Linked DNA regions of Homo sapiens: region 1 is linked to region 2. The links are chromatin loops, found by intact Hi-C in ENCODE. Cell type or tissue: B cell. All regions are shown on one strand. Each heading gives the region's core, and the rest is flanking DNA. Links, peaks and the distances in the headings are about the cores only.

Region 1 (15,746 bases), core at 4,589-12,588, 67 kb before region 2:
CTGGTTTTTGTATGTTTGTTTGTTTTGGTGTTTTTTTTTCCTAGAGCTTAATTTCCTTTGTTTTTCAGAAAAAAATACATTTTTACTCATTATAAGAAATCCAAATAGTATGTAAAAGGACGAAAAGGAAAGTAAAAAAGAAAAAAAAAAAATCACTGGAGGCAGGGCGTGGTGATTGCTTGAACCAGGGAGTTGGAGGTTGCAGTGACCGAGATTGCGCCACTGTACTGCAGCCTGGCGACAGAGCGAGAGACTCTGTCTCAAAAAAAAAAAAAAAAAAAAAAAAAAATCACTAGAGACTCTCTACCTAGAGGTAACAAAGGTTATTATTTTTATTAACATCCTTCCAGATATTTTATATTCTCCATATAGGAGATGAAATTTCAACTCAGTCTTTCTGACTTTGCAGTCAGTGAAACCTGGGTGTGAATTCTGTCTCTGCCTCTGGCTGCCTATTAATCTGGATAAATTAACCTCTTCAAAGCCTCAGTGTTCTTATTGTTAAAATAAATTCCCTACTTCATAGAGTGAGTGCGAAGATCAAATAAAGTCCCTGGCACTAGAAACTGCTCAAATGTTATCCACAATTTTTTGCTGGAAGTAGTATGGTATCCTTACAGTACTGACTTCTTTCCAACTAGACTTCAGCTAAATGTTGAAATTTTTCAGGTGCAAGTTGTCAAAATTTTATATTTTTCATAAGTAGTGATTATTGAAGGATAAACGTCTTACCATTTTCAAAGCCACTTAAAGGAGAAAGGAAAATAATTTTTTGGTTATTTTGGTTTTCCAATTGTAAATCTGAATGATGTAAAAAATATATAATAAAATAGGATATCTAGTACTTTAAGATGTACTTGAAGAACATGGTAAAAATATGTTCACAATAATATTTTATCTTAGAAATGTATTCAGTAAAAAATCTCTTTATTCAACTATCCTCTTGATTCAGGGGAAAAAAGGATTAGCATGGGAGATAACAGAATAGGAAGTTTAGGAGATAATGAGACTTCTGTTTTAGTAAAGTAAATAAGCTTTAATAGTTTTTTGGTCATGTATTCAGTTTACCAGCCTTGAAGATATTTGTAGGAAATTTTAAAAGTTTCTCTATTTCATCCCCCATGATAAAAATTATATAGAATAAAAGCTGAATTGAACTTTCTTCACAGCACACTGAAAAATATCTTCTATAGCATTAATCAGATCACAGAATGCATATTTAAACAAAAATTTGACTAATTTATTTTTTATTTATTTATTTTTTTTCTGAGACGGAGTCTGGCTCTGTCGCCCAGGCTGGAGTGCAGTGGCGGGATCTCAGCTCATTGCAACCTCCGCCTCCCTGGTTCAAGCAATTCTCCTGCCTCAGCCTCCTGAGTAGCTAGGATTACAGGCATGTACCATCACACCCGGCTAATTTTTGTATTTTTAAATAGAGACGGGTTTCACCATGTTGTCCAGGCTGGTCTCGAACTCCTGACCTTGTCATCTGCCAGGCTTAGCCTCCCAAAGTGCTGGGATTACAGGCATGAGCCACTGCGCCCAGCCGGACTAATTTATTTATTTATTTTTTGCTTTTTAAAGATCCCAAACTACGTGCTTGGCTGTAACGGAATAAGGTAATAATCTCCTGGGTTTTTTTTTTTTTTTTTTTTTTTTTTTTTTTTACTATGTCTTACATATACTTTTCTTTTCGTTTGAGAGAATGCCTCAGAGATGAGAAAGGAGGCTTTTGAAGAGGGTAATACTCTAATGACAGCTGTTTCTTATTTTATTTATTTATTTATTTTTTGAGACAGGTTCTTGCTCTTTCACCCAGGCTGGAGTGCAGTGGCACAATCTTGGCTCACTGCAGCCTTGACCTCCCAGGCTCAAGCAGTCTTCCTGCCTCAGCTCCCTAAGTAGCTGGTACTAGAGGCACAGGCACCATGCCTGGCTGATTTTTTCTATTTGCTGTAGAGACAAGGTTTCACCATGTTGCCCAGGCTGGTCTTGAACTCCTGAGCTCAAGCAATCCTTCCACCTCAGTCTCCCAAAGTGCTAAGATTATAGGCATGAGCCACTGGCCCTGGCCCTGTTTCTTATTTCTTTTTCGAAGTACAGAAATCCTTGGGTTGGCAGATGTAGTAGGAGGGAGCAACTGTTCTCTGTTCTCATTTCTAGTGGATTGAAGGAAAATGCAACTCTCTTCATAACTATGAGGATTAAGGGGATTAATCGTGTTGAGAGAGGTGGGGTAAGAGATAACGAAAAAGATTCATCCCTATTGTCTTCTTTATAGCTGTTCCTTGACTTTCTACCTATGATGCAGGTTCACTAAGCTCCTATGGAACCACTCTGAAAACTCATGGTCGTCAGGTCAGGTTTGATTAATCATATTCTCCCAACTCTAGAAGGATAGTAAGGAAATACCAACTATAGCACATTGAGCAGAGAAGTAAGATCGTATACCCTAACTGGGGAAGCCCAGTATAGCAGGCATCTTGGCAAAAACAGGGAGGAGTTACTTTTTCTTCATCCCATGCAATTTCCCTCTTACAGCAGAAAAATAGTCCTGGCTGACTATCTGGGGTTCGTGCCTAGTAAAACATTTTTATGTATTTGAATTTTCTCTTCCCTCACCATTCATGGAACTGAGATTTGAAAAGTGAAAAGAACAGGTGTCAGTTGAGAACTGTTATTGAAAGCTTTGCTTTTCGAAAGTATGCTGAGAGTGTCTAGAGAAAAATAGCTTATCTTTCAGTAATAGTGCTTTAAAACAGATAATGCCACCCCTTTGGTGTTAAAATGGAAGAGATAATGCCACCCCTTTGGTGTTATAGAGGCATTTTTCTTTATTCATCACAATTTAAATTTAGTATTGTAGAGCCTTTCACAAAATTTGTCCCCTCTTACGGAATTTTGAGGTCTTCTTATTTTAGAAAAATATGCCTTCATTACATTTTATTTGCTTGTTTGTTCCAGAAAAATATACTGTCTCTTTATTTACTTCTGTGGCTTGAATTATTGCTCAGTTCTATTTTTGTGTTATTTCCCTTGATAGCCCATATCTGTTTATCTTGTTTGAAAGTTAGCAGATTACACAAACTGTTAGGGGGCAGGTTCTAAGTCAGCAAGAAGTGATGGTTCTTGTTTTGTACATTCTTGGGGGCAGAGACAGTAAGTAGAAACTGAGTGATTTGTATAAGTACCCTCCCATTAATTTGCGTAATCATCCTTTAAGCATAGCATTTAAATTACCTGAGTTTTTAGCGGCCAGGCATGGTGGCTCACGCCTATAATCCCAGCACTTTGGGAGGCTGAGGCGGGCAGATCGCTTGAGGTCAGGACTTCAAGACCAGCCTGGCCTACATGGTGAAACCCTGCCTCTACTAAAAATACGAAAATTAGCCAGGTGTGGTGGCAGGCGCCTGTAGTCCCAGCTACTCAGGAGGCTGAGGCAGGAGAATCGCTTGAACCCACGAGGTGGAGCTTGCTTTGAGCCAAGATTGTGCCACTGCACTCCAGCCTGGGTGACAGAGCGAGACTCCATCTAAAAAAAAAAAAAAAAATCACCTGAGTTTTAAAAGATAAAGATGATGATGATTATTATTATTTTGAGACAGGGTCTCGCTGTGTAACCCAGGCTGGAATGCAGTGGTGCGATCTCAGCTCACTGCAGTCGTCACCTCCCGGGCTCAAGCTCTCCTCCCACCTCAGCCTCGTGAGTAGCTGGAACTGTAGGTGCATGCCACCATACCCACCTAATTTTTTTTTTTTTTTGTATTTTTTTTTTTTTTGTGGAGACAGGGTTTCGCCATGTTGCTCAGGCTGGTCTCTAACTCCTGAGCTCAAGCGATCTGCCCACCTCTGCCTCCCAAAGTGCCTGGATTACAGGTGTGAACCAGTGCACACCAGGCTGGGAATTGTGATTTAATTGTTCTCGAGTACAGTCTTTATTAAATGAGGAAACAGAGGCACAAAATATTTAACAACTTGCCAAAAATTACCCGCTATTAGTATGTGAATAAACTAGGATTTGACCTCAGGTCTAAGCTCACAGGTTTTGATTATTGGTTATTTGGAACATATTTAGAATATTTTAGTATCAAAGTTTTATCATTTCCTTAAAACAGATTTAAAAAACAGTTTACTATATTTTTACATATCACAGTATTACATTTTTAAGATACTTTTCTAAAGCAATGTCTCTCTAACTTTATAGAGAAAGTTAGTGGGAAATAAAACCCAGTAGAATATGCATTTTACCTGGTAAGTCTTTCTGAAACGTGGCACTAACATTCTGTTACATGAAGCTTTCTGATGTACTTGCCTTTTTCGAGCAAAGGGAGTGATTAGAGGAAGGTACAGCAGTTGTTCCCTATCTCATAACATATTGTAGAAGTAAAGAGATGACTTTCGTAATCAATTATGAATTAATGAAAATTTCAGTTTTTATTTTGAACTCATAAAAGCATGAGTTTAGTTGGATTCTGAAACTTTGAATCATGATAGACATAGTTTTTTTTTTATAACTAGTGTTTTAAATATGAATGTGAATTGAGCTTATGGGACTGTGATTTTAACAGAACGAATAACCATATGTAACCCTATTCTCTAACCTCTCCCTTCATCCCCTCTCACCCCTATTTATCAGATCCTGTGCAGTGGGGAAAGTGGGACACAGTCTCAGATTTCCACAGCATCATTTAACTTAGTAAAACCAAGTATGCCTTCCAGTTTTTGAAATCTTACATTTTACACTATACTTAAAAGATAGCTAGCTGACAAGAACAATTTAAAAATAGCAGACCATGGACAGGTGACGAAATGTCACGCTGGCAACACCAGACTACATTATACAAAAATCATCAGATGTCACGCACTTGATTCTATTTTCACAGCTGATTAAACAGCAGTATTTGTTGGACAAAAGGAAGAAAAAAGAAATGGCCTCTTCTGAATTTGGAATCAGTTTTTCTTTTGCTGTTATATATTTTATTTTCCTCCAAAATTCCTTAATAACTGTAAAACTTAAGATATACAATGTATTAAGTTAAAAAATTATGAAATAATTTCAATTTTAGAAAAGAAACCTTTACACATATACACTCCCTAACGTGGAAAACTGTAAATCAAAATGTTAACAGTGCTTATCCTTGGTGAGCTTGTTTTCTCCATTTTTTTGCATTATGTGATTTTTCTCCAATGAAAATATATTGCATTTTATAATCTAAAAATTACTTTTGGAAGAGGTAAAGAAACCAGCTTAAAGATGCTGTGAATGATTTTACTTTAAAAAATTACATTATTAGTTGGGGGAAAAATTAGATTATATTTAGATAATTGATTCTGATGGATGTGGCCTTCTCGACCCAGAGTGTCTTTTCTTTTCTTTTCTTTTTGAGACAGAGTCTTGCTCTATCTCCAGGCTGGGGTGCTGTGACACGATCTCGGCTCACTGCAACCTCCACCTCCCAGGTTTAAGCGATTCTCCTGCCTTAGCCTCCCGAGTAGCGGGGACTACAGGTGCATGCCACCACACCCAGCTAATTTTTTTGTATTTTTAGTAGAGATGGGGTTTCACCACGTTGGCCAGGATGGTCTTTATCTCTTGACCTCTTGATCCGACTGCCTCGGCCTCCCAAAGTGTTGGGATTACAGGCGTGAGCCACGGTGCCCAGCCTGGAGTTTCTTATAAAATCTTTTGTTGCTCACTTTCATCCAGAGACCTGCTGAAGTCAAAGAGGTCAAAGAATTAGAGAGAATACCAAGAAAGGTAAAAAGTGTTCTGCTTTTCACCAATTAGTGATACTTTCAATCTGCAAAACACTGCCTAAGGCTCTTGTTTTACTGCATCATAAGGAAGTTTAGGTTGGAAGTAATCAGCGTACGATAGAGAATAATAATTTGAAAACTACCAAGCTTCCTTTCAGTTTCATCTTTCCAAGCTGAAAAGTTCTAGGAGCTTATGGAAAGGGTCAAAAAGGATCCATGTAGGTATGTTTAACTTCTGGAGGACAAAAAGGGTACCCCTTTACATTTGGGAAACTAAGTAGTTATAGGAACATGTAAAAACTTTATTTGATATAGTGGTTGTAAACTACATAATTCTTTACCGTAAATGGTAGACACAGGAAAGAAAAGAAGTCAAATAAGGATCAGCTAAATTTGGGTTTGCATGATTTCCTTGATAACCCTTTATTATTATTCTAGAAATATTTAGGGAATATTGCTAACTTTTTAGATAGCACACCCTCCTCTAAATATTCCTTGGTTAAAGTTTGAAAAGATCCTCCATATATGCGATTTCCTTAAGTTCTGATGGGCAGTGATTTTGAAGTCTTGATGGGCTTTTAGGTAGACTTTCCAGTGACTGGCTAATCATTGTTATATTTGAATACCCCAGAAAAGGATGAAAGCTGGTTTAGAGTAAATCACATATAGTTTTCATAGATATTAATATTTTTTGATAATGAATCCAAATAAGGTCTTGATTATCCAAAAACGATGGTGAGAACATTGAGATAGCTAGTTGAAATGAGAATATACTTTCTCCCTACTGAGTGAAAGCCTTGTTCTGGTGACAGTTTTTCCTATTATAGGTTCTGATCAAGGTGGTGGTAGGAGATAACACTTGTTGCCAACTATAATTTTCAGGGACTCTAAAATGACTTAGGAACTGAAAAAACGTAAGGCACGTAGAACAATTATATATAGATACAGTACATGTATCTTTTAACAATGGGGTAGTTTTTGAAATTCCTAATAATTAGCTTCTAGTAAATATGAAAACGTTTATGAAATCTATAAAAAATAGATGGTTCTTTTAGATTTTACTCATATGGCTTTTTAATAGAAAACATGATCTAATCTAAGAAAATAATTTTACTATATTACAAATGCTAGCAAAATTGTCTCTGCAAAACCAGAGAGAGATGAAACATTTTTTTCCTAATAAGGTTTGAAACGATAAAAACTAAAAATTTTCATTGAAAGCTCTATAATGCTTCATGATAAAGTTAGAACAGTTTTATCAGAATCCATCAAATTCTAGTGGATTTTCTTATTTATGGATGTATTTAAGATTTTCTCATTCAATACATACATACACACCAATATAAGTGATGCTTCACTTGCGAGGGTTTTGTTTTTCCCTGCCTCTTTTTTTTTTTTTTTTTTTGAGACGGAGTCTTGCTCTGTCGCCCTGGCTGGAGTACAGTGGCGCAATCTCGGCTCACTGCAACCTCCACATTCCGAGTTCAAGTGATTCTCCTGCCTCAGCCTCCCAAGTAGCTGGGATTATGGGCATCCACCACCACACCCAGCTAATTTTTGTATTTTTAGTAGAGATGGGGTTTCACCATGTTGGCCAGGCTGGTCTCTAACTCATGACCTCAGATGATCTGCCCTCCTCGGCTTCCCAAAGTGCTGGGATTATAGGCATGAACCACTGCGCCCGGCCTTCCCTACCTCTTAATATGAAATGACCTTTTACAAATTATCGTAGCCTGGGGAGCAATAAGAAATCAGGATGGTCCTGTCTAGGCAAAAACTTCATTTGCTTAGGAATTCATGATTCTCCCTTTTTATTTAAGGCAAATGCCCTGCTTTGTCTACTGTGATGCTTTCCTTTTGGGCAAAAAGAACTTAATAATGCTATTTGCCTCCAGTCCCCTGTAACGGAGTTTACCATCAAATGATCACTGACTCTTTTGCAATTATGTAATATAAAACTGTGTATGTTGTAAAAATCAATCATTTTAACCTTATCTCCAGCTTTTTCTGTATACTTTCTCCGCAAAATACTGTTGACATTTATTTAAACAATGGTAGTGAAATAAGATTAACATTTTTTGAGAATTTCATGATAACCCTTGACATAATTGAACATTAAAACCTTGCAGAGCCAAGTTTATAGATATTAGCTTTACACAAAAGCATTGTTTCAATAACTATTTTGTTGAAGGAATTTGGTCAAGAAAGCTTTCTAAGTACATTTTTTTTTTTTCATATAAGACTCTCTCAAATTTTCCTTTTGGTACATCTACCTCCTTGTCCCAAATAATTAATGAAGAAAACATAACAAAAATGTCTGCATCTTCCATTCTTGCCCCTAGGGGCCATTAGTTGAAGCATCTGTTTCTGACTTAACATCTTATAGACCAGGGGTTGGCAAACTTTGTGAAGTGCTAAAGAGTAAATATTTTAGGCTTTACGGGCCACATGGTCTCTGTCACATATTGTTCTTTGTTTTATTTTTGGTTTGGTTGTGTTTACAAGCCTTTCTAAATGTAAAAATGATGCTTAACTCAGAGGCATACAAAAACAGGAAGCCAGCTGTGTCAGCAGACGTTTGCAACTCCTGTTATAGACTTAAGGATGAACATGTGGAGATTAGCATTATATTCAAGGTCATATCACTAGTTAGTGTTAGGGAGAGCCACCAGAACCCTAGATTTTTAGGCCAATCATTTTCCCCCATTCTGTCTCTTTTATGAATTTTACCGTCTTCCTTCTGGTTGCCATTCTGATTATTATATTGCATTTTTGAGCCACTATGAAACCTCTCTTTTTATTCTCTCTAAGCTTCAAATTTATATACTTGTTTGAATCTATTTTTTTTTTTTTTTTTTTTTTTGCTGCTTGAATGGAAGGACAGTATAAATGGTTGTTTAAATAAAATGTTTAATCCAAGGAGTTGGCATGTTTAAATTGGAATGCAGGAGATGTGTTAAATTTCAGACTATTATAACAGAAGCTTCTTTTTTTGTTTTTTTTTATTTATTTGTTGTTGAAACTTTGGCTTTAAGACTTTTCATGTGTATGTTTTATGACTTAATTTTTAAAACTGTTGTAACTGCTTTGGCCTTTGATAGCATTGTTATAGATTAATCTGTTTTAGATTTTTGTAATGTTTATATTTTAAGATGTGTTTGAAATGATTACATTAAACATTCTTTTTGCTTAAAATTATTTTATTTTTTAGGACGCATGGGGATAAATTTCCATCATCCAGGAACAGATAATATTATGGCACTTAACAGTAAGTCTTCATATGAAATATTCTATTAAATTAGCAGTCAAGTTTGCAGCATGTAGTTTCTACATTCTTGATTGTTGGTTACATTTTAACCTTCCGCTGAAAGGAGTATAGACCATTGTTCTGTACTAGTGGTTCTCAAAGTGTGGTCCCTGGACCAGCAGCATCAGCATTGCTTGGGAGCTTATTAAAATCTCAGGCCCCATGACAGGGCTATTGAATCAGACACTTAAGGATGAGGCCCGGAGGTCTGTATTTTAACAAGCCTGTATGTGATTGTGATTCAGGCTAAAGTTTGAAAATTGCTGCTTCAAACCAGGGTTGGCAAACTATAGCTCTGCAAGCTGGATCTGTTTTTGTAAATGAAGTTTTATTGGAATATAGCCACACCCATTCATTTATGGATTGTCTGTGGCTACTTTTGTGCTACAAAGGCAGAGCCACAAAGGCCAAACTATTTACCATCTGACCCTTTACAGAAAATGTTTGCCAACTCCTGCTGTATACCATTGGGTTGGAGGAATGAAGGAGGTAGGTGAAGGGAGAGAGGAAGTGGGGTAGAGAATATAATGTGAATGAATAAATCAACTTATTTATACATAACTCAGAATTTTTTCATGGTGGTAGATAGCCAGGTATTTCAAGCTGGACATCCAGGGGTCTCCCATTAATGGAATTTGCATGGTATATATGTCAGCAGCTTTATAGGTTTGAAACAGTTTTGTCAGTATAATTGTTTGATCAAGTTCTAAAGCAGCAAAAACTTACTAACTGGAAAGTCATTATATTAATTAACACCAGAAGAAATAATCTGGGTGGCATCAGCTCTCCTTCCTAGTGTCAATGGATCAGATACCTTTGCAGAAGAACAGTCTCTAAATGGAAATTGTTCATTTTCAGAAGGACCTGTATAAGCCATTGAATCTTTTAGACTTTAAGTTTTCTCCTCTAGTAAATGAGTGATATCAGATTGTCCCCTCTCATCTTCCCAGATATACAAGCTGACTCTCAATACACATGGGAGACATACTGGATAAATCTAGGGTTGTGTACAATATTATTTCTTTCCCTCTTGCTTGAGTAGGTATGTTGAATGTCATTGGAGTTCTTTAGAACAGATTTTAGGTTATCTCTAAAATATATATTTCACATCTCCTTGGTCTGACATGCAACCAATGAGTACTGCTGAGAACCACTGGCAGTGCTTGATGATGCAGGTCCTAAGCCTCTCCATGCATATTTTTTTCTAGATTGCTAGTATCCCTGCCTTTTGGCAGGGTTAGGGAGATGGTCTTAGAGACAATAAGAATTCCAAAGTATCTACCTCTAATTTTCTAACTTCTAAATGAAAGGTCACTTTAAATTTAGATTATGCTGCCTCTAACTTTTTTTCTAGTCGATGGGAATTAATAAACATGCTTAACTTGCTGAACTTGAGCAATAATTAATTGTGAAAAGACTTCAGTTAGATTATGGGATTTAAAGTTGAATGTAAAAGAAAAGAACAGTATGGTAGTGTGTCTGCCTGAAGGAATGAGTGTGTATCTCAGAAAAGACCTAATTGACATGATGTGAATCCTCTTCTGCAAGAGGGAGAGGATATAGTTTGTGATTTTTTGTGGGAAAAAAATGGAGCTAAAAGACATTTTTCTTTTTAAAAACTTTTTATTCTCTTTGGTTTGATTTTCTTTAATTCTCTGCTTTTAAATCCAAGATTTCATTTATGCTCTTTCCATTTTGTTCATGTTGTGTAATCCCCTGTTTAGCTTCAATTTCTCCAATCCTTGAGAGAAGGGGGGTGATTAGGTAATCTTAATGATTGTTTTCAGCATGAAGATACTGTTATTCTGTAATTTTTTTAAAGTACCAAAACGGCCATTTTGCTGATACCTATAACAAATGTTGATGAGTTACACATAGTTGCAACAGATATCAGAGTGCATCAATCTTTGAATGTCTCTGTGGTTGCTGCCCAAAGTCAAAGAACCTTGTTGTCTCCTTAAAATAAACCATACGAACAACCAGAGTTTGATGTTTACATTACCTACCATCAGTTTTCTTTCAAAGTTGACTCCAGCTTGAGATGATCAGAACAAAAATATCCTCCATAGTAGGTACTTGTGGGACCTGCCAGCTTCGACAAATTTGCTGGGATAAACCTTGTTTTCCTTTTTGTACAGTTGATCCCAGCCCATCTGGTGACTTACATATGTAGCATATGCACAAACACACACCTATCTATTATTTTTGTCTTCTTTTTTAAAATATGTATGTATTTTTTATATTTTATAGAGATAAAGTGTTGCTATGTTGCCCAGGCTGGTCTTGAACTCCTTGCTGCAAGCAATCCTCCCACCTCGACTTCCCAAAGTGCTGGGATTAAAGGTGTGAGCCACCACACCTGGTCTTTCTTTTTATGCCTACCATTTGTTGCCCTAACACTTTTTGTCCGTGACTGGTCTATCCTTCTTCCTTTCTGTCAACCTTCATGTAGGAATAATTGAGATCGCTGGGCGTGGTGCCTCACATCTGTAATCTTAGCACTTTGAGAGGCCGAGGTGGGCAGATCACTTGAGGTCAGGAGCTCAAGACCAGCCTGGCCAACGTGGAGAAACCCCGTCTCTACTAAAAATACAAAAATTAGCTGGGTGTGGTGGCGCATGCCTGTGATCCCAGATGCTCAGGAGGCTGAGGCAGGAGAATCGCCTGAACCCAGGAGGCAGAGGTTGCAGTGAGCCGAGATCACGCCACTGCACTCCAGCCCGGGTGACAGAGTGAGACTCCATCTAAAAAAAAAAAAAAAAGGAATAATTGAGAAGAAGTAACAAATCCTGAAACATTGTTAATTCAGAATTGTGATTATCGAAGGGACTAGGTTGAAGTTGAGCTGTATTTTCGGAAAAGAAGGGATTGGCTAAGAAAATTATAGCAAATTGAGACAGTTTAAATTTTTTTAAAAAAGAAAATGCGAGTCAGTTGTAGTTCTTTCTTTCTTACCCTTTTTTGCTATGTGAAATTTGTGCTTCCTAGGTCTCTATGGAAAGCTGCCAATCATTATGTTTCCCAAAAAATCTTCCATCCTTTTTTTACTTTCTTGACCTCACCAAAACCTGTCTCCTAAAGATATGGCCTCAGTTCTCCTGACTTTATGGGAAAGATAGATGTCATAATATACATTCTTCTCAGTACTACTTTCCAGCTTTGAATTGGCCAAGTTCCCATTTTTTGGTGTTCCTAGTGCATGCCCTCCAGTTATACCTTCCTCCAAGAATCACCACTGCTGACATAATCTAGAAGACAGAAAATGAAGCTTAGAAGACAAAGATAGGATACCACTATGGAAGACAAATAAGAGTTACCAGTAAACCTTCAGACATTTAGGGTGTGGAAAAATTGGCGAGGTTTGTGTAAACCAAAGAGTCTACTGATTTTTCCTGTTCAAGACCATGAATCTATTAATAGTAAGAATTGGCAGGCCAGCCTTTATGGAGGAACCCAAGAGGCACATTCCAAATTTTGGCCTTTCTCAAAATATTAGGTCCTCAAGTATTACAGAATATAGAAGGGGAGGTAGGGGGAAGAAACTCCAATCCATCAGTAAGACCTGCCACTTGTCCAATATTTCCAAAATAAAGTTAGTTCTGAGGCAATATACCCCTTCTACTTAATCAGGTAATATATTTTTTCCTAACTGTTTAATAATTCTGCCCATTTTATTTTAATCTTCCTTACTTTTAAACAAAAACACTCGACGTTTGCATAATGTATTTTAATTTTTCCCATTGGAGAAGGAGGCTGCTAAGAGTTCTTCTAGCTACATATGTGGTAGTAGTTCTACCATCCGTATTTTTCTAATACTAATAGTAGCTTGTGTTTCCTTTTTCTTTTTCTTTTTTACATTCTAGGTCAGGGATGTCCAACCTTGTGGCTTCCCTGGGCCACATTGGAAGAATAATTGTCCTGGGCCACAAATAAAATACACTAACTCATATTGTTTTAAATTTGTCTTAAAACAAATCTCATAATGTTTTAAGAAAGTTTACAGATTTGTTTGGGCCACATTCAAAGCCGTCTTGGGCCACATGTGGCTTGCGGGACGCAGGTTCGACAAGTTTGTTCTAGGTGTAGAGTTGGTTTAGCATTCGTGGTCTTGTGTAGGATTGATGCCTAACTTGGTGACTTTTCCTCTATTATGCTGATCCTTAGAAAAGGATACTGGTGCCTCCATGATTCATCACATAAACCAAATTTATGTTCAAATTAATGTTCAAAATCAGCATGCCTGGTCTTTACTCCATTTGACTGGTCAGTTCCTCTTTTTCCAAGTAGAAAATGGGCTTGGGAAAACAGATAAATATCGGAAAGTTGCTTGATAGGTACAAAAGCAGAAACTGGGAATAGTGTTTCTTAAGGAATAGTATCATTCAGTTCTAGGAAGATGTCTTTGAAGCAGGCTGGAAGGCATGTGAAACTTGAAGATGCAGCAATGAATTAGCAAAGCCAAAGGCATCATCTGGAGTTAGGTAGATCCCATTCCCTCTTTACAAGCTATATGGCCTTGAGGCCACATTCTTAACTCCTCTTTGCCTCGATTTCTTCACCTGTAAAATGGAGATAGCAATCAGGAAAGTGGTTATATATATATTTTTATAAAGCTTAGCATAGTGCCTGATTTGTAGATAATGCTCATATGAGCTGCTATTGTGAATGTTTGCAACAGGCTTATTATTACCTTTAAAGATCTTTCTTTCTTTACATATTAGTTTCAAAAATATAAGTTTATCTCACATTGTTTACATTTAGGTAGATGCTTTCCTGATAGAATTTAAGACAGCACACCTGTAAGTCATTTGGTTACATTTATTTACTTATTTGGAGACAGAATCTCACTCTGTTGCCTAGGCTGGAGTACAGTGGTGTAATCTCGGCTCATTGCAACCTCTGCCTCTTGGGCTCAAGCGATTCTCCTGAATCTGCCTCCCGAGTAGCTGGGACTACAGGCACACGCCACTATGCCTGGCTAATTTTTTGTATTTTTAGTAGAGATGGGGTTTTGCCATGTTGCCCAGGCTGGTCTCGAACTCTTGAGCTCAGGCAATCCGTCTGCCATGGCCTCTCAAAGTGCTAGGATTACAGCTGTGAGCCACCACACCCGGCCACGTTTAGATAGGTGCTTTCCTGATGGAATTGAAGACAGCACACCTGTAAGTCATCACATAAGCTAGCATAGCTGTATTGAGATGTGGTTCCATTTGTTTTTGTGTGAATCTTTTTCTCTGGATGAAATACTTTCTATTACTTGACTTTGGAACATGCAAATGTGCACTGTCTTTGGATCCTACTGGCCTTTCTCAGTTGTTAAATATCTTGTGATGTTGGCACTTTAAAAAGTGTCACACGCTGCTGTTTGGAATGTATTAATAAAATGATACGGCCACTTTGGAAAACAATTTGACAGTTTCTTGCAAAGTTAAACATACAACTATCATATGATGCGGGAGTTCTCCTGGGAATTTACCCAAGAGAAAAAATGAAAACGTATGTCCACACAAAGACATATGTGCGAATATTCAAAGCAGCATTGTGGATAAACAAATTGTGGTACATCCATACAATGGAATACTACTCGGCAAATAAATAGGAATGAACTATTAATACATGCAGCAACATAAATGACTGTCAAAATAATTATGCTAAGTTAAAAAGCTAACAAAAGAATACATACTAGATGATCCTGTTAATATAAAATTCTGGAAAATGTAAACTAATCTATTGTGACAAAATACCACAACTTCAAGAAAGGAATTTTTGTAGTAACATTGTCTTCTTTTTTCAGAGGACAAAATTGAGGGCTTAGATCTTGGAGAAGTCATGTGTAATGATGGCATCTAGTTGAGCAAGTTTCTGAATCTCCTTAAGCCTTTGCTTGAAAACCTGTAAGTGGGCAGTTAGGATATTTACTCTACCTCATTGTTTTTGTGAGATTCAGATGAAGTAAGGCACACGTACAAATAGGGTATTATTACTGCTACATTTGGGAAGTAGGAAGCATAGTCTTACCCAGAGAAGATACTTCTAAAGAGTTAATTTTTCTTTTTTTGAAGATCATAGCTTTGTAATATAACAGAGATTCAATATTGTTTAAATTAAAAGTTTTCCTGCCATTCCTTTTCCGAGATCTTTGATGTAATTAGAGTCTGTTACAAGTTATAAGGAGATAAATTAGAATTCTGAAGTACCACTTCCCTTCTGACAAGGAAAGATGATTGTTTACCCTCACTCTTCCTTATCAAAGTTTGTAACTTTGCAAAATTGAAGATTCCTAGAATAAAACCTAAGTAGTTTGAAGACTTAAACTTTTGATATCTTTCTTCTTTATTTTTTCTGTATCTCATGAATTGATATATAAACATTTTGATATCTTAAGCCAAAAAAAGACACTCACCTCTTTAGAAGCTCTGAGGTCATTGATTGTTAAACAATGTATACATAGCTGATACACCAAGAAACTTGGAACTTTAGGTTATTCTGTTTTCTACATTTTCCTCTTATTAATGCCTTGAAAACATTTTAGAAGGTTTTGCTTATATTTCTATTTGAACTGAGGGCTGCCAGTGCATTTGTGGAATCAAAAGAGGCAATGTGAAAGGGCATTGACATGAACATTTGTGTTGGGCAGAGACCCCTGTGTGGCTGCAGAGCCTCCTCTTCCCCCTCCCTTTTA
Region 2 (15,746 bases), core at 5,084-13,083:
TGTGAAAGCACTAACACAATACTTAGGCTTATTAGGTGTTGAATAATCTTAGCGTCCTTGGTCCTTGCCTGTGACTTAAATGTAATGCTCAGTAATCATAAAATTACCCAACGAGTTTGACCAGTTCTCTCCCACACCCCCAGTCTGGTCTCAGTTTCCTTGGTCAGGTGCTTGTTTGAACTGACTGTGACTAGAACTGACAGATTGGCAGACTTCACAAGGACCTCTTTATATAGGGAATGTGTGATTATGTAAACAGCAGATTTTAAGTCCAAATGCCCCAGGTCACTGCCCTGGACTGCAAGACTTTGCTAAGAACACAGGAAGTAGATTACCAATTTTGAACTCTGAGGTGGTTCTACGCTGCCGGCTTGTTTTCTTGTCCATTCCCAACTATTCCCACCCCTGCTGCCAAGCAACCAACCCACAAAGAAAGTTGGTAGTGTCGTAGAAAACACAAAACAGGCTAGAATCAAGTCTCAGCCTCACACAGTAAATATTGTTAAAGAAATATGTTTAGTTCTGAATCTAAGCAGAGTGTTTAGGAATCCGTGCACTTAGGCAGTATCTATCTGCAGAGCTACCTCTACATTTTAACTTAGGTTAGTTGTTTCCCTTGGAATGTCTTCTCCGTGTTTTCAATGTTTTCACCTATGTTGTACCATTAAGGTCTGGCCCCTGTGCCACCACCTACAGAAAGCCTTTCCTGATTTCTCTATTCATGTCTTCTCTGAAAGTGATCTTTCTTCTTTCTGTGAAGTCCAACTTTTAAAAATATGTTTACAAAAATACTTCTTAGGATCATTAATGCATTGTTCCTAAGTCAGAGTTCTCTGTGAATTTATTCTATACAATCTTCTAGTGCTAGTATATAAACTCCTTAAGAACAAGAATTTGCTCATGATAGTAGTCCCCTGCAGTGTGTAGATTACATAAGTGTTGAGTAAATCTTGGAGATCAGGTATCCTCATTCAAGAGGAAAATGAATAAGAGATCCAGTTCAGAGACCTACAGTGAGTGCTCTCCGCTGCAGGCAGGGATTGATGAGCTGCTTCAACTCTTACCACCCACCACTCTCAATCCTATACTCTAACTAATGAACTCTGCTCACCGTTGTCCAAGTGAGTTGACCCTTTGGCCTTTCCATGCCGTGGCCTGTGCACCTTCCTGAACTTGGAATGCCTTTACTCTCTGGAAAAGTAATCAGCCTCTGGGTCAGATATGGCCTTTGCTCTTTGGTGTTCCCTGATGTTTGGACAAATCTGCTCCCTTTTTTTCTCCCCAGTGTCCTGTAGGAGATACCTCCAACATAGTGCTTTTAATGTTGCTTATTAGTTATTGACAGTCTGATTTTTTCTGGATCAGGGTTCTTCTTTGGCTTGTTCATCTTTGCAACCTCAGTACTTAGCATCATACCTGGCATCTCCTAGATGTTTTTGGTACCCTTGAATTGAATCCAAAAAAAGTCTCCTGAGGCAAACCAGATAAGTCCTCTGACCTGAAAGCCAAAGTCAGAGAGAATGTTTGGGACAGACTGCCTGTACCAAAAAAAGTCTGAACTCAGGCAGCTCTGGCTAGAGCAGTGCCCTTTAGGTTTCTCTAGGAAGGTCACTGGTAATAGGAAGCTTGATTTTGTGAGAGGAGAGAGCTGCCTGTCTGTCCAGGCCATGGACCTTTCCTTCTAGGGTTGGTCTCAATCCAAAACCAGCCATTCCTTGGTCTGCCATTTTATGAATGCTGCAGTGGTTCAGGATACAGCTCCACAAGCTGAATTTTTTTTTTTCCATTTGTAGTTGGTACTTGAAACAAATACATCACTAATAGTATTAGTTGATTTTAAGAACTGTTGATTCCTTAAAAAAAAAAATACACATCTCTTTTTAGAATGGGAGACCTTGTAGTTTTTTTTCCACAAATTTTTATTTAAAAAAAGTCAAACCTACAAAAAAGCTCTAAGAATAATACAGTGAACACCTATATAGCTTTCTTCTAGATTCACCAATTGTTAGCATTTTGCCACATTTTTGCGTGCATGCTCGCTCACGCGCTGTCTCTCTATTATATATATATAATATATTATATATAAAATATATTTTATATATATATATGTGTGTGTATTTCCCCAATAGCCATTTAAGAGTAAGTTGTAGACCGGGCGTGGTGGCTCACGCCTGTAATCCCAGCACTTTGGGAGGCCGAGGCGGATGGATCACCATGTCAAGAAATCAAGACCATCCTGGTCAACATGGTGAAACCTCGTCTCTACTAAAAATACAAAAAATTAGCTGGGTGTGGTGGCACGTGCCTGTAGTCCCAGCTAATCGGGAGGCTGAGGCAGGAGAATCTCTTGAACCCAGGAGGTGGAGGTTGCAATGAGCTGAGATTGTGCCACTGCACTCCAGCCTGGGTGACAGAGCAAGACTCCATCTCAAAAAGAAAAAAAAAAGTAAGTTGTAGGCTGGGCACAGTGGCTCATGCCTGTAATCCCAGCACTTTGGGAGGCTGAGGTGGGTGGATCACCTGAGGTCAGGAGTTTGAGACCAGTCTGGCCAACATGGCAAAACCCCGTCTCTACTAAAAATATAAAAATTAGCCAGATGTGGTGGAACTTGCCTGTAATCCCAGCTACTTGGGAGGCTGAGGCAGGAGTATCACTTGAACCCAGGCGGCAGAGGTTGCAGTGAGCCGAGATCATGCCACTGCACTGCAACCTGGGCAACAGAGTAAGACTCTGTCTCAAAAAAAAAAGAATTGTAGACTCTCATTCCTAAATATTTCAGCACATATCTCCTGAGAACAAGAAATATCCAGATTGTTTCAGTAATGTCCTTTACAGCAGTTTGTTTTCTTTTGTTTTTTGTTTTTTGTTTTTTTTGAGACAGTCTCGCTCTGTCACCCAGGGTGGAGTGCAGTGGTGCAGTCTCGGCTCACTGCAAGCTCCGCCTCCTGGGTTCTGGCCATTCTCCTGCCTCAGCCTCCCAAGTAGCTGGGACTATAGGCGCCCGCCACCACACCCAGCTAATTTTTTGTATTTCTAGTAGAGACAGGGTTTCTCCGTGTTAGCCAGGATGGTCTCAATCTCCTGACCTCGTGATCCTCCTTCCTCGGCCTCCCAAAGTGCTGGGATTACAGGTGTGAGCCACCGTGCCCGGCCTAGCAATTTGGTTTTTTGTTTGTTTGTTTGTTTGTTTGTTTGTTTTTGTATTTTTAGTAGAGACAGGGTTTAACCGTGTTAGCCAGGATGGTCTCAATCTCCTGACCTCGTGATCTGCCCTCCTCGGCCTCACCAAAGTGCTAGGGTTACAGGTGTGAGCCACCGCACCCGGCGTAGCAATTTGGTTTTTTTTTTTTTTTTTTTGTATTTTTAGTAGAGACAGGGTTTCACTGTGTTAGCCAGGATGGTCTCCATCTCCTGACCTCGTGATCCGCCCGCCTCAGCCTCCCAAAGTGCTGGGATTACAGGCGTGAGCCACCGCGCCTGGCGCAATTTGTTTTTTTTTTAAATCCAAGATCCACTCAAGGGATACAACAACTTGCACTTAGATTTTTTTCTTTAATGAGTATTTTAATTTAGTTTCAGAAAAAAATGGTGCATGACTTCGATGAGAAAGCATAAAATTAAGAGGGTTTTCTGGAAATGCAAGAAAAATAAGTAACCTTTAATATGTTCAATGATAATTTTCTGGATCTTCCTCTTGTGTCAATAGCTATATATATTTCTTCCTCAAAGCAGCTGCTCTAAGAACTAACTAGCCCTCTTTATCTCCCTCTAGCTGGGATAGACTAATTCCCCTCCACCCTCACCTCTCTTCTTTGAATAACACTGCATAGGTGTTAATGGCCTGGGCTCTCACCAGTGAACAGAATTGTCCTTTAAGCCAGCAACCCACAGGCAGTGGGACCCAAACCCTCACCCCCAGTCCCCAGGGCAGAAGCCACAGAGCTGGTATTGTTTCTACTGTCTCAGGAAGAAGGAACCAAAAGCTGACCTTTGGCACAAATCAAAGCCCAATATGGAAAGAGAATAACTGCTTCTAGTCCCAGAGTAGGCAAGTTGTGGGCAAAAAATGGGAATTTTTGCAGCCACCCCATCTTTAGAAACAAGGGGAAAACTAGACCCTTTTCCACTCTTATGTTCTACAAGGTACTCTACTGCTCCAAGGGGATCTGAAAGTGCAAAAGGATCTAAACAAATAAGGAGAACTTTTCCCAGGCTGGAGATAAGAGTGACAAACAGAAAGATGGGTGAATGTAATAATGTGTAGGAATATGATGCTGGGAACCTCCGTTCTTCATATGGCTGCCGGCCCTACAGAGGACAACACAGTAAGAACCAGGACAGCCACTCCAGACTGGTATAGCTGGGGAATCTTCAGGCCTTTTCCTAGGTCTCACATCAAGTGTCAGACCCCATTCCAGGTATGATACATGAGAGGGAAGACGAGTGCAAACTTAGCTGTGTGGATCAGTGCTGGCCCCAGACACAGGGACTTCACCAGCTCCAAATAAGACTCAAAGTTCCCAGGGAGTAACAGGGCTGACATGCCAAAAAGAGAGGCCCCTGCCCTCAAAGCAGTACCAGTGTCATGGTGGCAGATGGCCATTGCCATGGGAAGAGACCAACTGTAGATAGTGACGTGGGGAGATACAGGACGGTTTAAACCTGTGTTCTTATTCCAGAACCGCTCCATCTCTTGTTTGCCTGTGGTTCCCAAAGGAACAGCATTTCTGATACAGAGCTGAGGGCTAAAGTGGGCTCGGAGGCAATGTCGACCAACATGTCTCAGCAAGAGTGCAGCCATCTTGGGTTCCACATTCAGTTGTTACATCTCTTTAATCTCCTTTAATTTAGACAGTTCCCTAGGCTTTTTGTCTTTTATATCATTAGAAGAGTTCATGCCCATTGTTTTATAGAATATCCTTTAATATAGTTTTTGTGGGCTTTGTAGCAATTATATCTACATAGGCCTTAAATTATAGGACTAAAGCACAGGGTGACCACTTACTGCTATTAAAACAATGTCAGGCCGGGCACGGTGGCTCACACCTGTAATCCCAGCACTTTGGGAGGCTGGGGCGGGTGGATCACCTGAGGTCAGGAGTTCGATACCAGCCTGACCAACATGGTGAAACCCCGTTTTTACTAAAAATGCAAAAATTAGCCAGGTGTGGTGGTGCATGCCTGTAATCCCAGCTACTTGGTAGGCTGAGGCAGGAGAATCACCTGAACCCCGGAGGCAGAGGTTGCAGTGAGCCAAGATCACACCATTGCACTCCAGCCTGGGCAACAAGAGCGAAACTCCATCTTGAAACAAAACAAAACAAAACAAAACTGTCAAATGGTCACTGTCATAAGGACATTTTAAAGGCAAGTTCTGTATTAGGGATATTTAAAAGTTTATCTTGCCATTTTTAGATGAGGTAGTATAAATTAATGGGCTCTGGAAACTGATCTGGTTTAATTCCAGATTTCATTCCTGGGTTTTAATTTGAGAATTCCCTTAACCTCTCCAAGCTTCATTTTCCTCATCTGTAAAATGGTAATAATAACAACTGTATTTACCTCATAGAGTTACTGTGAGGATAAAATGAGCTAACATGTAAAATATTTATTAGCAAAGTGCCTAGAACATTGTGAGCATTTAGTACCTGATAGTTGTGGTAGTAGAGTTGTTGATAATTTGTACTAGGTATCAAATATTAAAAAAAAAACATGAAAAATTATGTATTTAAGAGATCAGGAAGCTTTGTTTTTGAAAGGTAGCCAAGAACATTTTGGAGGTTGTTATACTTAATGTGTTCTCAGGTATTAAAAGAAAAAAATCACTACTGGGCACGGTGGCTCACACCTGTAATCCCAGCACTTTGGGAGGCTGAGGTGGGCGGATCATGAGGTCAGGAGATCGAGACCACCCTGGCTAACACCGTGAAACCCCGTCTCTACTAAAAATACAAAAAAATTAGCCGGGTGTGGTGGCAGGCACCTGTAGTCCCAGCTACTCGGGAGGCTGAGGCAGGAGAATGGCTTGAACCTGGGAGGCGGAGCTTGCAGTGAGCCAAGATCACACCACTGCACTCCAGCATGGGCAACAGAGCGAGACTCCTTCTCAAAAAAAAAAAAAAAAAAAAAAAGTCAGCCAGGCATGGTGGCTCATGCCTGTAATCCCAGCACTTTGGGAGGCTGAGGTGGGTGGATCATGAGGTCAGGAGTTCAAGACCAGCCTGGCCAAGATGGTGAAACCCCGTCTCTACTAAAAATACAAAAATTTGCCAGGTATGGTGGCGGGCACCTGTAATCCCAGCTACTTGGGAGGCTGAGGCAGAGAATTGCTTGAACCTGGGAGGCGGAGGTTGCAGTGAGCTGAGATCGCACCACTGCACTCCAGCCTGGGCGACAGAGCGAGACTCTGTCTCAAAAAAACAAAAAGAAAAAAATATTTTAATTAAATTTACACTTCACACACCTGGCCAATGAAATGGAATTATCCTAATTAAGTTCCTTCCCAAACCTTGGTGTTCCTTTTTCTCCCAGAAAATTGCATTGATCAATTTAGGATTGTTGAAAAAAATCCCTCAGTGTTCTACCCTTCTTCCCCAACCTGTTTGGCATCAGTGGGAAAGCAAGGAATTTTCGGCCATCCATTCTACCTGTAACTCAGGGTTGTGTTGGTGACAGTGACTAGGAACTGTTCCTGTTCCCTCCAGAGCCCTGTCTGCTTTCATAGACTGGCTTGGAGCTGAGGGCCTCTCATAGCTTGCCACATCACTGAAGCCCCCACATACTCCTCAGGTTACCATTTCTGAAACTGGAAGAGTTTTATAATCATATTATCTGTTACTGGGTCCGAGGGCAAGAGAGAGCAGAGGAAGTTGATAATTTTTTGGCCAAGTTTTTTTTTTTAATACCTTTCAAACTAATAGAGAAGCTCTGTTTATAGGCATAATTGGTTTTTACTTTAAAATATATTAAAATCAGAAAATAATACTACATCTGACATTCTTGTGGGGGAAATGGCTAATCATATATGAAAGCAGATATTCAGTCACTTTATTGTTTGTTTGCAGTAATATTCAGCCTGTCATTCAAGTAACTTTAATTAGGGCTTTTCTTCAGTATCTAGGTTACTTCTCTTTATTCACCAAATGCTTGCAAATGCAAAATAGAAAGTGCATATTATTATTATTATTATTTTTTTTTTTTTTTACTGGAAGGTGTGTTTAATAACTTAAAATCTTCATCATTATAGTGATTACTTCCTGTGGCATTTTCCTTATTGAATATTAACATAAGTACACACTGTGAGACTCTGCTACAGGGCCTTGTTCCTTATGCCTTGGACATACAGTGGGGGGCAGAGGCAAAGCCCCTACTCCTACTCTCCTAAGTTTGAATTTCCTTTGCCTCCTCAATTAACCCATCTGATTTATTGGGACATCACTGATCTCAGATACAAGAAAACTGATACTGTTGTGGAAGAAAAGCAAATCGTGACGAGAAAATGGCTCTGTTATCACAGGTCTGCACGTTTACATAACAGAAAAAGCAAGGGACAGAATTATATTTGGACCAAATCCAAATCACTGAGTGATTCTACTAAATGATGATCGCATACTAAATTTTTTTTTGTTTTTTCACATACATTTTAAAGTGAGAGATATTATTTTAAATTTTAGAGGGTGAGCATCAAATAACATTGTGGTTTCTGTAATCAGTATAAATTACGCAACAATCAGTTTAAATGGGATCATTTACAACTGCTCACATAGCTCTTGAGTTTATATTAACAATGTAGAATTTAACGCAGGATAGTCTATTCCTCAAAGAAACAGGAATAATGAACACAATTAAATGTTTCACTTTGACCCAGACTATTTTTCAGAACATAAAGTCATCAACATTCATATTACAGCAATGCTTTTTCTTTTCCGCCCAATTAGCACCAATATAAATCGTTCATTCCATCTAAGGCCCTGTATTACTTCAGGGAATATAAATCTAAGTCCCGGCCAGGTGCAGTGGCTTACGCCTGTAATCCCAGCACTGTGGGAGGCTGAGGCTGAAGGATCACAAGGTCAGGTGTTTGAGACCATCCTGACCAACGTGGTGAAACCCCATCTCTACTGGGAATACAAAAATTAGTCGGGTGTGGTGTCACACGCCTGTAGTCACAGCTGCTCGGGAGGCTGAGGCAGGAGAATCACTTGAATCCGGGAGGCGGAGGTTGCAGGGATCCGAGATCGCCTCACTGCACTCCCGCCTGGGCAAGAGACCGAGACTCCCTTCTCCAGGGACGCGTCCATGGCTGAGGCGGTCGGTGGTGGCCCGGCGGTCCCGGGCTCTACTTCCTCCTCCCGCGCCCCGCAGCTCTTTCCACACTGGCAGCGCTGACGTCCCCCGCGCCCGCGGCCGCCGGGGCGGAGAAGAGGAGGAGCTGCCAGGCGGCTCTGCCGGCTGAAAGTGCATATTATTAATTTGAATTCTAATGTTTGTAATGAGACCATATGCAAAAACTCAACTTTAATTTTATCTATTACAGAAATAATTGAAAATGCAGTAAAAGAAAAATCAATACTCACATGACTTCCTAGTTTATGAAACACCTTTTTATACGTTATCTTACAACCTACATCTCTGTAAGGTAATTGGGACAAATATTTGGTTTCTTCATTTGACAGAGAAGAGAGCCAGGATTCAGAAATGTTAATATTCAAGTTCATGGTTCCACCACTTACTGGGTGATCTTGAACAAGTCGCTTAATCACTCTGTGTAATTTCCTTAAATATAAAGCAGAATTCAAAATAGGGCTTACCACATAGGGTGTGTGTGAAGATGAAATGAGTTAATGTCCACAAGGCACTTAGAACAGTGTCTGGTGCATAGTAAATCTCAACAAATGTTAGCTATTAGCTGTTATTATCACATAGCTACTAAATGTTAGGACTTGTACCCGAATCTAGACCTTCTGTCTCCTAGTCCAGAACACTTCCTAGTACCATGTGCAATTTACCTTTTAGTAAATCATTGATTGGATTTCCGCCTCACATTGACCTTGTTATTCTTGAAGGGATCTTTTTCTACTTTGTTTACTTTGACTTTAAATTTTTCAAGATCAAAAGGGAAATATGTTCGAAAGATTCTTCCTGATTTTAAAAAATCCTCTGATTTCTGTTGTCATCTGGGTTTGCTTGACCTTGAAGTATCAGAAGGTGTTTTAGCAGGTGAAGATATCATAAAGTTGTTTTCAAGAGTGATTTTGGGTGTTTCCGGTGAATTCTGTTTTGGTTGGAAGGCCTAAAGTGGGAAGTAGAGTTAGAAGAAATTGTTGAACTACAGCCCAGATTTTGGGGGGTTGGGGGGAGTTTAGCCATGTCTCTTATCTACAGTGCTGAGAGAATATTGCCATTACAGAAAATGGCAGCTTGGTGACCTCAGAGTAAAGATAATTGTTTTGACACAGGATTATTTATAGTAAAAGAGCCATCCTAAAGAAATTGGTAAACTGTTATGGACCATTTCCTGGGAAAGGAGAAATTGTTTATAGATATTTCTCTTGATAATAGTATTTGTAGCAGGCTTTTACTTGTGACTCCCAGTTGTTTTTACTCTATCTACTGCCAGTGTAGATATTTTATGGCTGTGAGATGGGCCTAAGTGAAAATCTGCGTGCTTTTGTGGGAGCTGCTCAGCTGCTATAGGGAGACAACCGCCTTTTCTTTGGATGCCCAAGGTCAATGCAAAACTGGATTTGATGTTGAAGATTGCAGAGGGTGGGCAGTGATGTGAAGGAAAAATGGAGTCAGCCAGGAGGCCTTCTTGAGGCAAGGAATAAGAGAAAGCCCCAACTCACTGGGCATTCCCTATCACCAGGCCTTTTTGATGTGTACATAATACAATATATACATAGATGGAGTACTCTGACTGCAGGGTGTTCAATATGCTTATGATCTTTGTGGATATCTGTACCAGTATTTAACTTGGTAAGAGAGGAGGTTTGAAAGAACCTGCTGAGACCTCCTCTTTGTGATATTTGGACTTTTTAACCCACCTTATCTCTAATATTATCTTTAGTAAGTAGAATTAATGTTCTCATATTAAGTGAAAACACTGAATTTTTAAGATTCCCTGGCACCTGGTGATAGTTCAATACTGTTTGCAAAAGAGGATATGAAGAAATGATGTATGTATTGTCTTTTCTAGTTTTGCAGTCAGGTTTTATTTTTCCTGACTAGCCATCAACAGAATCTTCTGACCTATGCAGCATGAGACCAAAGCCCAGAAAACAGCTCTTGGTCCTAAAACCTTGGCAGTCTCTCTCTTGCAACTACATGGCTGCCCATTCAATTTGGTGCCTTTTCCTGTGTGTTAGTTTCTGCCTGCTATGCTAGGGAGTGGCTGGTCTTTTTTTCTGCTATATTTGCCTGGATGCTCTGTATAGTAGATGGGGAGTTGGAGAAAAGGCTAAAAACGAATAGCCATTATCCATTGCCACTGTCATTACATGTTGCCCAGGACTCCAGAGAGCTTTGCTTCTTAGCCAGTTGATTATGAATTAAACACCTCTGATGTGTGAGAATCTTCTGTATGTGGGGATTCTTATCCTTCTCTGCCATTTACATTCTTCTGATATGCAATGTACCAGAGAAGAACTGTGTTGATGATGGTTTCCTTTGAGGTTAGTAGCAGAGTTGGGAGTTGAGGAATGACAGCTGAGAGATTTAGCAAAGCTAGCAGGGTTGTAGAGAAGTTGAAAGCTTAGACTAGTTCATGACGGGCCTTTGCTCTGTCATCATTTATGAATGCCAGTGTGGCCACAAGTGCCACAGGTGGCCCCTTGAATATCTGTTGCTCTCTTTAAAGTCTTTGCTGATTCTCCCAAGTTGGGCCTTTGCTCCTTGTGATTTCAGTGACACATTTTGTCCCCACTTATCTCCCTCAGCTTTGTAGTGAGTAGTTAATTGTCTAAATGTTTGTTTCATCTACTTCATAAGTTTCTTTACAAGAGGAACCTGGGGCCGGGCGTGGTGGCTCACACCTGTAATCCCAGCACTTTGGGAGGCCGAGGCAGATGGATCACTTGAAGTCAGGAGTGTGAGACCAGCCTGGCCAACATGGTGAAACCCTGTCTCTACTAAAAATACAAAAATTAGACGGATGTGGTGGCGGGCGCCTGTAATCCCAGCTACTTGGGAGGCTGAGGCACACGAACTGCTTGAACCCGGGAGGCAGAAGTTGCAGTGAGCCGAGATCATACCACAGAGATTGTGCCACTGCACTGAGATTGGGTGACAGAGCAAGACTGCATCTCAAAAAAAAAAAAAAAAAAAAAAAGGAACGTGGTCTTGCTTATTTTAGTATTCTCATAAACCATGGATATGTCCCACTTGTATCAGTTACTCGGTAAATCTTATGGAATTAAACTGAAAAAAACTGGCTGTGTCTATGGAAATCCTGCAGCTAATGTCCATTTTTCTAGACCTACTGTACTCTGCCAAGAGGGTATCTCTTAGAGAAGCAGAGCACCATCATCAGAAATAGCAGGCAAAAGCACACCAGCTTATTGTTGGCCTTTTTAAAAACTTTTTTGAAGCTTTTTGTGTGTGTGTGTTTGTGTGTCAACAAAGCTTTGTTAAAATATCATTCACATACCATACAACTCACCAATGTGACATGTGCATGTCAGTGGTTTTCAGCATGTTTACAGAGTTGTGCAATCATCAGCACAATCAATTTTAGAAAATTTATCATCCCAAAAAGAAACTCAGTGCCTATTCCCTCCAGCTTCCCCATCCTAGGCAGCCACTAATCTATTTTTTGTCTTGATAGATTTGCTGGTTCTGGACATATTTTGTCTGGCTTCTTTCACTTAGCATAATATTTTCAAGGTTTATCCCTGTGGCATGTGGCCAGCCTAGAGCTTTGTAGAAATTGGAAAGCAGGTGGTGCTTGTTTCCTGGCTACTTGTTAGTTGTGGCTAAGGCCAATGGTGAGTCCACTTGCCCTCATTAAGGATAACCAGATGTATTTAGTGGAAATTCCATAGATGTGTTCTAAACTTGCTTCTGTGAGTAATTGTAAAAATTAAACAAGGTAATATCAATGAGCACCTAACTTAGTTCCTGGACAAAGTCCCTTTGTCCCACTTGAACTTCTTAGATTTTAGTAAGAATTTGCCAAAATGAAACAACAGATAATTTGTAATTGGTACTTTGAGTTTAATGTACTGATTCTTCCTCTACCCTTTTGTTTTTGCTCTCCCCAAGGCTATGCCTTTCTGCTGTTCCAAGAGGAAAGCTCAGTACAAGCTTTGATAGATGCCTGCCTAGAAGAAGATGGGAAACTCTACCTGTGTGTGTCAAGCCCCACCATCAAGGACAAGCCAGTAAGTAATACATGGCCAGCTGTTGCTTTTCCAGAGCACATATGCTATTGGAATAGCTGACCTCCTCTTTCTGATAATGGAAATGCTGGTAACTAGGATCCTCTTACCCAGCTTGGCCTTGCTATGCAGTAGAGTTGGACTTTCGTTGGTGATGGGAAACTAACAACAAATTACTCAGTATTCATTTTATACCTTTGGGACTGTGTGTAAACAAATATGTCCTTGTCTTTCACTTACAGCTCTTTTAAGCTAATTCCTATTCAGAAATTCTGAATCGAGGTAAATAATGCTCTTAGCGGTTTTGGCAGCTGGTTTCCGTCATTATTTCAGATCAAGAACGGAGTTATTTATTTTTGAAAAAGGTCATAATTGTTGATGTTTATGTGCCTCTGAATGCAAGGCATTGTGCTGGGTGGTACCCACAGCTAGTTAAATAGAGCCTTCTGGGTCAGGAGCTTACACTCTAAAATGGATAGTTTCAACAGAGCAGGAGAGGAGAAGGGCAGAGAACGTGGAGCTAAAACCATAATACAGAGTTTGTGGTTAAGAGTTTGTGGCTTCTGAGCCAGAGTATGAATGAGTAAGTCACTGGATAAGGGAGGAAGATTGTGTCCTTCCTCTGGCAGAAGAGCTATCAGTGGAGAAGGGGCAAGATCATGTTCAGAGCAGAATAAACGAACTTCATTTATGTGACAGAAGTAGGGATCTGTGGGAAGTTGGCAGGGGTAGGGTGAGGTGAGTTTGTGTGTCAAGGCTTGGTGCTAGATGTGGCAAATAGAGTAAAAATATGACACAGAGTGGGCAAGAGACCAGAGCTGTATATACCACAGGGCCTGCAGCGGCCTTTGTATGACTAGCACTGGAAATGTAGGGCCTACTTAGCAGCTAGGTTTATTTTCAGAAATGTGCATGGGGAAATAGTTGGATTGAATATAGAAGTTTGAGTGTTGACTCTTGTATTTAAATATCTGCTTGGCTTTGAATAAATCATCTAATCCTTGCTGAACTGTGGTTTCCTCACCTGGAAGATGGGAAGAATAATCATTCTTCCCTGGGTTGTTGAGAGGCTCAGATAAGAGGAAAATGAATGTGAAAGCATTTGGTAGAGGTCAGATACTTGTACAAATTTAACTGGCTAATGTTGTCAGTCCTACATAGGATTCAATAGAGCAAGATTAGAACTCAGCTATATGGCAATATCTGTTGAGAAGGATGATGACATCTTTAACAGGGTTTACAACTGTTTGCTAAAAAATGATGTTGAGACTTGGCCACCTATAAAGGGGAGAGTGCAGCACTTAAAGCAGAAGAAAGAACTACTAAAGAATGGGGATATTGAGAGTATTCATTGGAGAGTAAGCAAATGATGTGGAAAAAGAGGCAAGGATTTTAGCCAGTATAAAAGTGCCACTGTAATTTTCAAATTTGGAGGCTGTTGCCAAATTTTGGAGTAGTATGAGTTTGGAAAGTCTGTACCCAAAGAAGAAACAAGTCCCCCTCCACACACACAAAAAATCTGTACCTGGCCAGGTACAGTAGCTCACGCCTGTAATCCCAGCACTTTGGGAGGCCAAGGTGGGTGGATCACGAGGTCAGGAGATCAAGACCATCCTGGCTAACACGGTGAAACCCCTTCTCTACTAAAAATACAAAAAAATAGCTGGGGGTGGTGGCACGTGCCTGTAATCCCAGCTACTTGGGAGGCTGAGGCAGTAGAATCGCTTGAACCCAGGAGGCGGAGGTTGCAGTGAGCCGAGATCGCGTCATTGCATTCCAACCTGGGCGACAGAGTGAGACTGTCTCAAAAAAAAAAAAAAAATCTGTACCCAATTTGGTAGGATCAGATATCTGAGAGGTAAATTCTCAACCTCCAGAGAGCCTCTGCTACTGGCATGCCAGTTGGAGAGAAGCTGGAGTGAGCTGGGAAGGTTTAAGGTCACACACTGTAGGAGAGGATTAGAAATAAATTTTTCTACATAAAAAGGCAGAGGGATAGTAGTACATGTTGAAATAGTTATGTCCATGCAGGTTAAGAAGCTAGAGATGAACACGCAGAGTTTATATACTTTGGAAGAATCGTGTCACTGGCTCTGTAGGGAAGGAGAATAATATGCCTTGTGGGACAAGCCTTCAGCTGGACAGGATGTCTCTTGAGCAGGGAGTGAGCAGCAGTAGGGGTCAGATGGAGGTGTTGTGGTGACAATGCCATTACTCTTGAGTGTTTTCAGTAGAAACACATGTATTATCCTTGGATTGAAGGACTTTTGAAAATAATTAGTAGAATTAATCTGTTTTGGAAATGTTTATGGGGAAACTAGCTTTCACTGTTTGTGTTTTGGCAAATTCTGCCTTATTACAGTTTTCATTTTCTGAGCTCAAGTGCAGCAGTTTTATTGTAGCTTGGTGAATTCTGAATGGCGACTGCCAATCACACATTTCTTTGACCCAGGCATACTCAGAATTTCCAGCATAAACAGTTTTAGTAAAACTTAGGATAGGAAACTTAAAAGTCCCCAAACACCTGCAATTTTAATGAACTGGATCCTATTTTGGGTTCTACTCTTTTGGCTCTATTTTTGAAAACTTCTCTTACTTGGTTTTAGCTCCACATCTACCACCCCACCACCACCCCCTGCCTCATTTATGCATATGTCCCTACCTAGGTTCTGGTACATTCCACCTCATTGTGCATGCTCCCATGAGGGGAAAAAAAGTAAGAACTGTGTTGAACCTTTGGAAGTAAATGAGGACCTTGGCAGTAGCTCAAGGCAAAGTCAACCTTTGGTGCTCACTCACCAAACTTTTTTTGAGCCATGGTGCTTCCTTGCTCCCAGCTTTTGGCTTGGCTAGCCTTTATTTTCTACCTTTCAGGATCCCAGTGCCCTTGTTCTGTTGTTTCATTTTTTCTGACCCTCCCTGGATTTCTTCTTGGAAATACACCATGTTCTAAAATGACCTTGCAGATTTTCTACCCTTTATCTTTCTTTCTCATCGTTTCCCCTCAAACTCCTGTTCCCTTTGGAACAGATTAATCAGATTGTTTTTCTAATGCAGAACCTGATAGTGAGGTCTCCTTTCACCCATCTTGTCCAGGATCATACTTGCTTTTTTTAACTCAAATGAATTCCAAATTTGTGGATTTCAGGTTGTGTTAGGGAGATATTTTTCATCAGTGACTACTTCTTATTAAATTACTCAACTCAGACTATTCTGTGTATAGGTCTGGTCCTGAAAGATTGCAGAAGGAACTGTATTTATGGCCTAATTAGTTGACTTCCTCAGTTCCAAAGAATGGGAAGACAAATTGGCAAGAGCAAGAGGAGGTATTGAGGAGCTTCTAGATCTATGATTTTTTTTTTCCTTCT

What was found. Peaks named below come from ENCODE experiments on the same cell type or tissue, not always from the same donor. Only the 100,000 strongest peaks of a DNase experiment are listed, where the experiment ranks them.
Region 1: it touches region 2 in a loop (2.0-fold over the local background); 2 of 110 quality-filtered maps call a loop at or near these places.

Annotation. Positions count from the first base shown.
Region 1 is chr10:92,174,242-92,189,987 of GRCh38, reverse strand. It overlaps CPEB3 (cytoplasmic polyadenylation element binding protein 3), which reads left to right. Exons shown (of 10, transcript NM_014912.5): 4 at 8,969-9,025. Among named protein-coding and RNA genes, the nearest start is that of CPEB3, 110 kb to the left of the region's middle. In B cell, for the core only: a CTCF peak has its summit at 8,131; no DNase peak of the experiment used is centred there; H3K27ac peaks cover 295 bases.
Region 2 is chr10:92,107,711-92,123,456 of GRCh38, reverse strand. It overlaps CPEB3 (cytoplasmic polyadenylation element binding protein 3), which reads left to right. Exons shown (of 10, transcript NM_014912.5): 7 at 12,263-12,381. LOC107984254 (a long non-coding RNA gene) reads right to left here and starts at 11,074. Exons shown (of 2, transcript XR_001747551.3): 1 at 8,578-11,074; 2 at 7,929-8,452. It also overlaps the pseudogene SDHCP2. In B cell, for the core only: no CTCF peak of the experiment used is centred there; no DNase peak of the experiment used is centred there.